Linked DNA regions of Homo sapiens: region 2 is linked to region 1. The links are chromatin contacts, found by POLR2A ChIA-PET in ENCODE. All regions are on one chromosome and are shown on one strand. Each heading gives the region's core, a stretch centred on a gene start or an enhancer-like site at or near the end of the contact. The rest is flanking DNA. Distances are from core to core; before and after follow the strand shown.

What was found. ChIA-PET counts read pairs that join two places held with the same protein, here RNA polymerase II (POLR2A).
Region 2: POLR2A ChIA-PET joins it to region 1 with 49 read pairs in WTC11. The contact joins the promoter of ZIC2 here to the promoter of CLYBL-AS2 in region 1. POLR2A ChIA-PET finds 5 or more read pairs at or near these places in 5 of 52 experiments (H1, HEK293 and WTC11).

What each region holds. Positions count from the first base shown.
Region 1 is chr13:99,689,145-99,692,814 of GRCh38, reverse strand. It overlaps CLYBL-AS2 (CLYBL antisense RNA 2), which reads left to right and starts at 1,844. Exons shown (of 2, transcript NR_046526.1): 1 at 1,844-2,262; 2 at 2,459-2,717. All of the region lies in intron 1 of CLYBL (citramalyl-CoA lyase), which reads right to left. It overlaps LOC124903199 (a long non-coding RNA gene), which reads right to left. Exons shown (of 2, transcript XR_007063848.1): 2 at 2,446-3,670. RefSeq lists an enhancer at 1-665 and a silencer at 1,706-2,000.
Region 2 is chr13:99,979,364-99,983,033 of GRCh38, reverse strand. It overlaps ZIC2 (Zic family zinc finger 2), which reads right to left and starts at 1,250. Exons shown (of 3, transcript NM_007129.5): 1 at 1-1,250. The coding sequence starts at 969. RefSeq lists silencers at 1,461-1,590, 2,419-2,668.

The DNA.
Region 1 (3,670 bases), core at 595-3,094:
TTTATAGGAAATGTCCCGAACAGACAAATCTATAGATTTAGAAAGTAGATTAGTGGTTGTCAGGAGAAAGGAAGAGGGGTGCATAGGGAGTGAACCCCAATGGGTATGGGGTTTCTTTTAGGGTAAGGAAAATGTTCTAGAATTAGATAGTGATGATCATTACACAACTTTGTGAAGAGACTGAAAACCACTGACGTGTGTCCTTTAAAAATGTGAACTTTATGGCTGGAGGCGGTAGCTCACACCTGTAATCCCAGCACTTTGGGAGGGTGAGGCGGGTGGATCATAAGGTCAGGAGATCAAGACCATCCTGGCTAACATGGTGAAACCCCGTCTCTACTAAAAGTTCAAAAAAATTAACCGGGCGTGATGGCGGGTGCCTGTAGTCTCAGCTACTAGGGAGGCTGAGGCCGGGGAATGGCGTGAACCCGGGAGGCGGAGCTTGCAGTGAGCCGAGATCATGCCACTGCACTCCAGCCTGGGTGACTGAGCAAGACTGTCTCAAAAAAACAAACAAAAAAAAAAAAACAAAAAAAACAAATGTGAACTTTATGAGAGCTGAACTATGTCTCAATAAAGCGACAATTTTTAAATGCAATGGGAGGTCAGTGTGGGGAGTAATTGTGACTAAGGGGCAGGGCTGGCATATGTAATGCGTCTGCTGGCATTAAGCACAACTTGTGGATTCTAAGCACTTTCTTAAAATGAAAGAATGAGTGAAGAAAACAAATCACTGGATTTACTGTTCACTTCCAGGCTATCATATCCATCCTGGCTATGAAGGATGTACACTGAGTTTCTACGTTCTGAAACTGTTATTACTTAGGCACAGTCCACAGAAAGATCAGTCTGAAAACTCAGGGACCGGGAGCTCCGTGCAACATGGCTTTCAAGATCCTAGAAACTCTCGCTCTGTGTTCCCACCACCCTGGGCTGTTTCTTCATCCCATGGGTCCTTCTGTATTTATTTGTCCTTTGCACTGTGATGATTTGGAGGCAGTGACTACGCCTTTTATCTCTGTATCCCTAGAACCAGCAGCACATAGAAGGGACTTGCCAGGTGACTGCGGAAGAAGGGAGGAAGTCGCTATTAGCTTATGAGGAGCTTATAGTCTAAGTTTCAAGCTTTCTCATTTCTCCATTTTCTTATCACGTACAGTGATTACACTAAAAATACTCTGGTACCCTAGTGCTGGTTTTTTGTTTTTTGTTTTTTGGTTTTTTTTTTAGGTCAAAATGGGTCACACAGTGGCAATTTCATATGACTCAATCTAACACAAAGTCACTAGAAAGAATGTCTTTCGGGTCCCATTTCATGATACAAAATGGTTTTTAAACGTCGTTCCCTGAAGATCCTTTGGGGAGCACCAACAGAGAGATAATGGGGAGTGATTCTGATCCCCAACTGTCCCCTTCCCCCCCAAATTTTTAGAGTTTCTATGTAAGAGTTGGTTTGAACAAAAGACTTGTGTCTAAAAATTAGTTTGTAACTAATTTATTTATAGTATTTATAACTCTAGATAACTTAGATATTGATTAAGAAAATATCCCCCAAAACATGTTCTTTAGATCAAGGAAATAAAAAGTAATGCTTAAGCTTTTTGTTTCAGTTCATTGGAAAGCTACAGTGCTTACACATTTTTATGCTGTCTACCATCAGTGCATCTAGGGAAGGGCATCTATGGATGAGGCTACCATGTGGGAAATTCTTGAGTGGGCAGTGAGAGAGGGTTAGCAACTCAAAGCAAGTAATCCAAGGGTTAATCAGGAGAGACACTCAATCCAGAAAGTGCTCATTAACCCAAGCCTTTCTGCATAGTGTCCCTACCACCCTGCTGCCTCTAACTAAACAAAACACGGTAGGTCTCAGTGTGAGAGAGCGCTTTTGTTCACATAGGAGGCTGACAGCTATTTGCGATGAGGGGTTTTTGTTTGTTTGTTTGTTATTCAAATAACTTTTTTCCCCCTGAGGAAACTGAAAGGGAAAATGTCAGAAGTATGTGATTAATGATTTTTTAAAATAGATGGGATCTCCCCGGTTGAATTGAAAAGTAGGTACTGAAAAAGAATCCATTTCTAAATGGTAGATTTTCATATGTAAGTTTGATATTAATTCTTTCAAAAGAGTTGTGCCTGTGAGTCAGATAAATGACAGGAAGGTCTGTCTAAATACCAGCATCCTCGGAAGGGCAGCTGTTCAGAAACATTCTCAAATCATGAAGATAAATAGAACCGGAACACTGATGATTCCATCAACTGATGGTGAGGGAAACATCCAATTCTATCTTAACCTCCAAGCTGTGCGGTATTACGGTGCTTCCTAAAATGCTTTTAAATAAATACACAAAAAAGCCCGTGTTTGCTGGGGATGGGGGAAGTTGGTGATTGGGTTTGGGGGGCACAGGGAAGAGAAGTAGAGAGGAAAAACATACACCAAAATCTATGTTCCTTTTTTAAGGTTCCTTTTAATCAGATCTTAAAGCAAAGACAGAAGCTGAAAACATTTCTAGTAAATAAAAAGCAAAGAACTCTGAATGCTTAGCCGACCAGAACCCCGGAAGGAGCCCGCCTGGTACTGCCAGGCATGACTGCCTTTAGTGGATTTAACAATAAAAAAGAAGATGGCGCCAAATGACCAAACTACATGCGACTTTCCCTTCCCGCAAGAAAAGTGAATAAAACTTTCCACTGGGGCTGGGGGAGGAGGCAAGGGACCAGTCCAGAGAGATAAAATGCTACTTAACAAAACAATGTGGATAGCATTTAGGCCACATGTAAATTTCATCCACAGAGCTTGCAAATGGCATGCAATTTACTGCTCAGAGGATGTAACCTATTTGAGTCTAGAGAGCTAATTAATAACACAGTCTAAAAAGAACGCAGAGTTAATCGCCATCCATCTCCTGGGCTATTTTAACTTGTTTTTTTGACAGTTGCTGTTAAACAAAATTCTAAATATTGTTATAGCAGTCAGTTATTAGTTACCTTAACAAGATGCAAGTTTGGTGTTGGTCAAAGTTAAATCCTTTTAAAAAAAATACTTGAAAAAGTTGAAGCTGCTCTCCTCTTTAGAGCTTGTTCTGTGATGGATAAAAATTGCATCTATAAAGGTTTCAAGTCAGGTCACATTTAGAAAGTAATAGTAAATAACAGTAACTGGTAAACACAGTCCTAAGTCTTACTTGCAATTGCTCAAGTTGAAACAATTGAATACAGTCTTCAAAAATCATACTCTCATTTACAGATATGACTGGGCACATGGGATTTCAATCATGCTCCTTCATTGCTGAGAATCATGGAATTAAAATGGTAATAATTTTTACCTCTCACTTTTCTCTTGCCTTTTTCTTCCTTTAAGCATACCTGCACTAAGTAATTTTTGCTTTTCACTGATAACAAGAGAAGTTAGAGCCAGATTATTTTCTCTGGGACAACCTGTCTGTGATTGCAAGAATATAGTTCAAAACATCCTACAACTGGTATATGTGTAGCCCACCCTAAATCCTGTCTCCCCTGAAGCTTGCTGAAGGAAAGCGTGATGCCTCTCCATTCTGACCTGGTATGTATGCTTCTGGAATCCTGAAGCTGAGAATGAACTATATCCACTTTGCAGTAATGAAGCTTAAAATGTCAAAGATTCTGTAAGAGATTTTTGAGTGGAGGAAGATAC
Region 2 (3,670 bases), core at 1-2,500, 290 kb before region 1:
GTGGTTGACCAGTTTGTATTTGGCCTTGAAGGGCTTGCCCTCGCGCGGACACTCCTCCCAGAAGCAGACGTGGTTGCTCTGCTCCGGGCCGCCGACGTGCTCCACCGAGACGTGTGTCACCAGCTCGTGCATGGTGCTGAAAGTTTTGTTGCAGCTCTTCTTGGGATTGCTCAGTTGCTCGGGGTCGATCCACTTGCAGATTAGCTCCTGCTTGATGCACTGCTGCCGCATATAGCGGAAAAAGGCACCGGGGTGGTGGTGGTGGTGGTGGTGGTGGTGGGCCGCGGCTGCTGCCATGTTCATACCCATGTTCATATTCATGGGGCCGTACTGGTTGTGGAGTTGCGCCGCCGAGTAGGGGTCGGTCCGCGGGCTGGCCACCTGGCGGTATTGCTCCGAGCGCCCGAACACCTCGCCGGGCAGCCCGAGGCGCATCTGCCCGTTGAGCACATTCTGCGAGCCGTGCGGCCCGTGCTGCTCTGGCAGGCCCGGGAAGAGGAGGTGGCCCTGCGCGTCCGAGTGCGCGTGGTGCAGGCCGCCCGCGCCCGGCCCGAACAGCCCGTGCTGCCCGCCGCCCGGCGCCGAGTCCCCGAAGCCGCGGCTGCGGAACAGGAAGTCCCGGGTGGAGTTGAAGGGCGGCCCAGAGTAGGAGCCAACGTGCGCGGCGTGGGGCCCGAGCGCTGCGGCCGCAGCGGCAGCCGCAGCGGAGCCGGGGTAGGCGCCGGGGCCCTGCGACGTGAACGCCGAGCTCTGGCCCGGGGACAGCTCGTGCGCGCCCGGGTTGAGCTTGAAGGCTCCCATGTGCGCGGCGGCGGAGTCAACGAAGCCGTTCTGCGCCGCCGCCAGGCTCAGTTCACGGTCCTGCATCTCGGCGGCAGCCGCCGCCGCCGCCGCGGCGGAGTGGTGATGGTGGCGCGCGAAGCTGCCCACCCCGATGGCCGGGAACTGCGGACCCGCGTCCAGGAGCATGGCCAGCGCGCCCGCCCGCCCCTGCGAGCCCTGCGCCTCCGCGCCGCCTCGACTCCCGCTCCCGATCCGCGCGGTGCGTCCGGCGGCCACCGGGCTCCAGGCGCAGGCGGCGGTGGTGGCGGCCACTTCAGCCCTGGGAGCCGCTCTCCTGCGCCCGCCGCCTCCGCCGCCGCCTGGATCTGCCTCGGGCGGCCGGGCGCGTAGCGAAGGCGCGGAGAGGAAGAGGAGGAGGAGGCGGCGGCGCGGGAGGAGGAGGAGGAGGTGGAGGAGGAGAAGAGTCCAAAGCCAGGCGGAGAACCAAAGTGTATTAAAGGAGCTGCGGCGGGGGCGGGCGGGCAGGGCAGGGGAGGGCGGGCGGGAGGAGGGAGCCGGAGGGAGGTGTGGGGAGCCGAGAGGAGAGGGGGGCTACCGGGGGGCGAGCGCCGCGCCGCAGCCCCCACCCCTGCGCGCACCCGCGCGCGCACGCACACACTCACTCGCACGCCCAGCGGACCCGGAGCCCGGCCGCACCGAGCAGCGCCGGTAGAATGCAGTCACAACCGCGGCGGCCGTGCGCACGCCAGGCAGACGGGCGAGGAGAGGACCGAGGCGAGCTCCGCGCTCGGCACCCGGGGCCAGCGCACCAGCGGCTCCACCTGACCGCGGCGGGGGCGCCGGGGCGGCAGGCGGAGTCCAGGCGTCCTCTCCGCGGCGCTCTGCGGCGACAGCTCCCTCCCCCGCGGCCCTACTCGCGCCGCCCCGCGCGCGGCGGTTATTGTTCGGAGCCGCGGCCGCAGTGTTTAGCCCTCCTCGGCCTCGGCGCTTGGCATTGGCTGCGCCTCGCGTAGTAAACTTGCAGTGGCCACGAATTTCCCCAGATGAAGGCAGCAGCCGCGCCGCTCCCCCTTTCTTTAAGTTGTGCCGGAGGAGGAGGCGGGGGAGTAGGGGGGAGGGGGATGTGGGAGGGGAGAAAGCGAGCAGGGGGAGGGGAGGAGGGGGAGGCTGGGCTGAAAAACAATAACAACAATAAAAAAGTGATCTCTCGCTCGCCTCCTCCCTCCCGCCGGTCGGGCCTGGGCGCTGGGCCCGGAACTAGTGACCGCGCCGCGTGGACCCAGCGCAGTCCGCGACCCGAGGGAGTGTGAGGCCCAGGCGGGCTCCCAGGTCTCGGCTGCGGTGGGCTGCGTTCGCCACCGCCTCCGTTGATTTCGATGGGCGCCGCCAACGCTGCAGCGGCAGCCTTTTATTTTTTATTTTTTGTCTCCTCCTTTTCCTCTCCCCTCCCCCCGCACCCCCTAGTCTCCCGCCCCGGCCTCCCTCCCTCCCTCCAGCTCGAGGCCGGGCCCCCCCGGTCAAACCGCCCCTTTAACGGCGGCTCCCGCCCCGCCCGCCCTCCCGGCGCCGCGATTGGCCGCCGCGGCCTAGTCAGTCCCGCGCCCCCGCCCCGCTGCCGGGCCCGCCCCTCAGTCCTCGCGCTCCCTGAGCTGCTGCCGGCTCAGGCAGCCGCCGAACGTGCCCGTGGGCCCGGCCTGCCATCCTGCCGCGCTTCTCCCGAGACCTCGGCGCCGCGGCTTCTAGTCCTGGCCGACCGCGGCGCTCCCGGGAGCCGGGCGTCCAGCGTGGCTCGGACGCGGGCCCGGGCCGCGGGGTCAGGGCGCCCTCAGCCGGGTCAGGAATGGGAGGCAACCCAGCGCTCCAGTCTTTCTGCGTAGGCCACCGACTTCCCCGGGATCTGAGCAGCTCCCAGCGGACACCGAAAACCCCGGGGACGCCTGGCCCGAGCACTCCAGGCCGCTCGAGAGGTGGCTAACAGCTGGGTCGCCTGGCAGGAGGCTCTGCGCGCGGGGACATTTCAGGCCCGGGGCCTCGCCGGGAGCGCGCCACAAGGAGCGGCGGGGGGCTGGTCTGCTGCCCGCTTGGCACGCTCCCTACTTTCACCCCGCCTTTGTAAACTTGCTCTGTGGCATTGAAACCACAGGTGCAGGACCGTGGGCACAGAGAAAGCCAGGCATGCCCCTTCTTCCCACCCTCCGGACGCCCACCCAGACACCGCCTTCCCCGCCCCCCGCGGCGTCCCCGTCCGCCCCTCGGCGCGCTGAGCTCCCCACCCGCCGCTTGCGTCCTGCTCCGTTTACAGCAGTAAACACTGGGCAGCGGCCCCTGCGTGGAAGGGGGTTGTTCGGAAGTCGTTTAAAGACAGTGTCACCCTCAGGGTAAATGCCCAGAAGCCGGGCCGCGCATCCTTGGGCTGAGAAGTGTGGGAACGCCCGAGACCAAGCGAGACTCAGGCCGGAGTTTGGCTGCGGGTCAGGCTCAGGGTCTCGGGAGAAGAAGCCGTCAGACACGGCAGGGCTTAAACCTTCTAGAAAGCATATATATCCATCCACTCCTTCTCCAGGAGCAGGGAGTACCACCCGGGCGGTGGCCCAGCGGCGAGGCCGCTCCCGGCGCCGCGCCTGGCTGACCGCTGCGGACGTTTCCTGTCCCGCCGCCCAAATCTCGCGCTCCCGAGGTAACTAGAGAGGGAACGGAGGGCCCAGAGGCTGCGGAGGTGTGAAGGGACAGCCTGAGGCCAGCGCCTCGGGCGTGTTCTCCTGGCTGGCCTGGAGAACTGCTTTTATTTATAAATCTCTAGGAGTTGAAATAAAATTAAACGAAGAGAAAATAATAAATTTTTCAGAATTATGTTCTGAAATGAAATAAACAAAAACGCGGGAAGAAT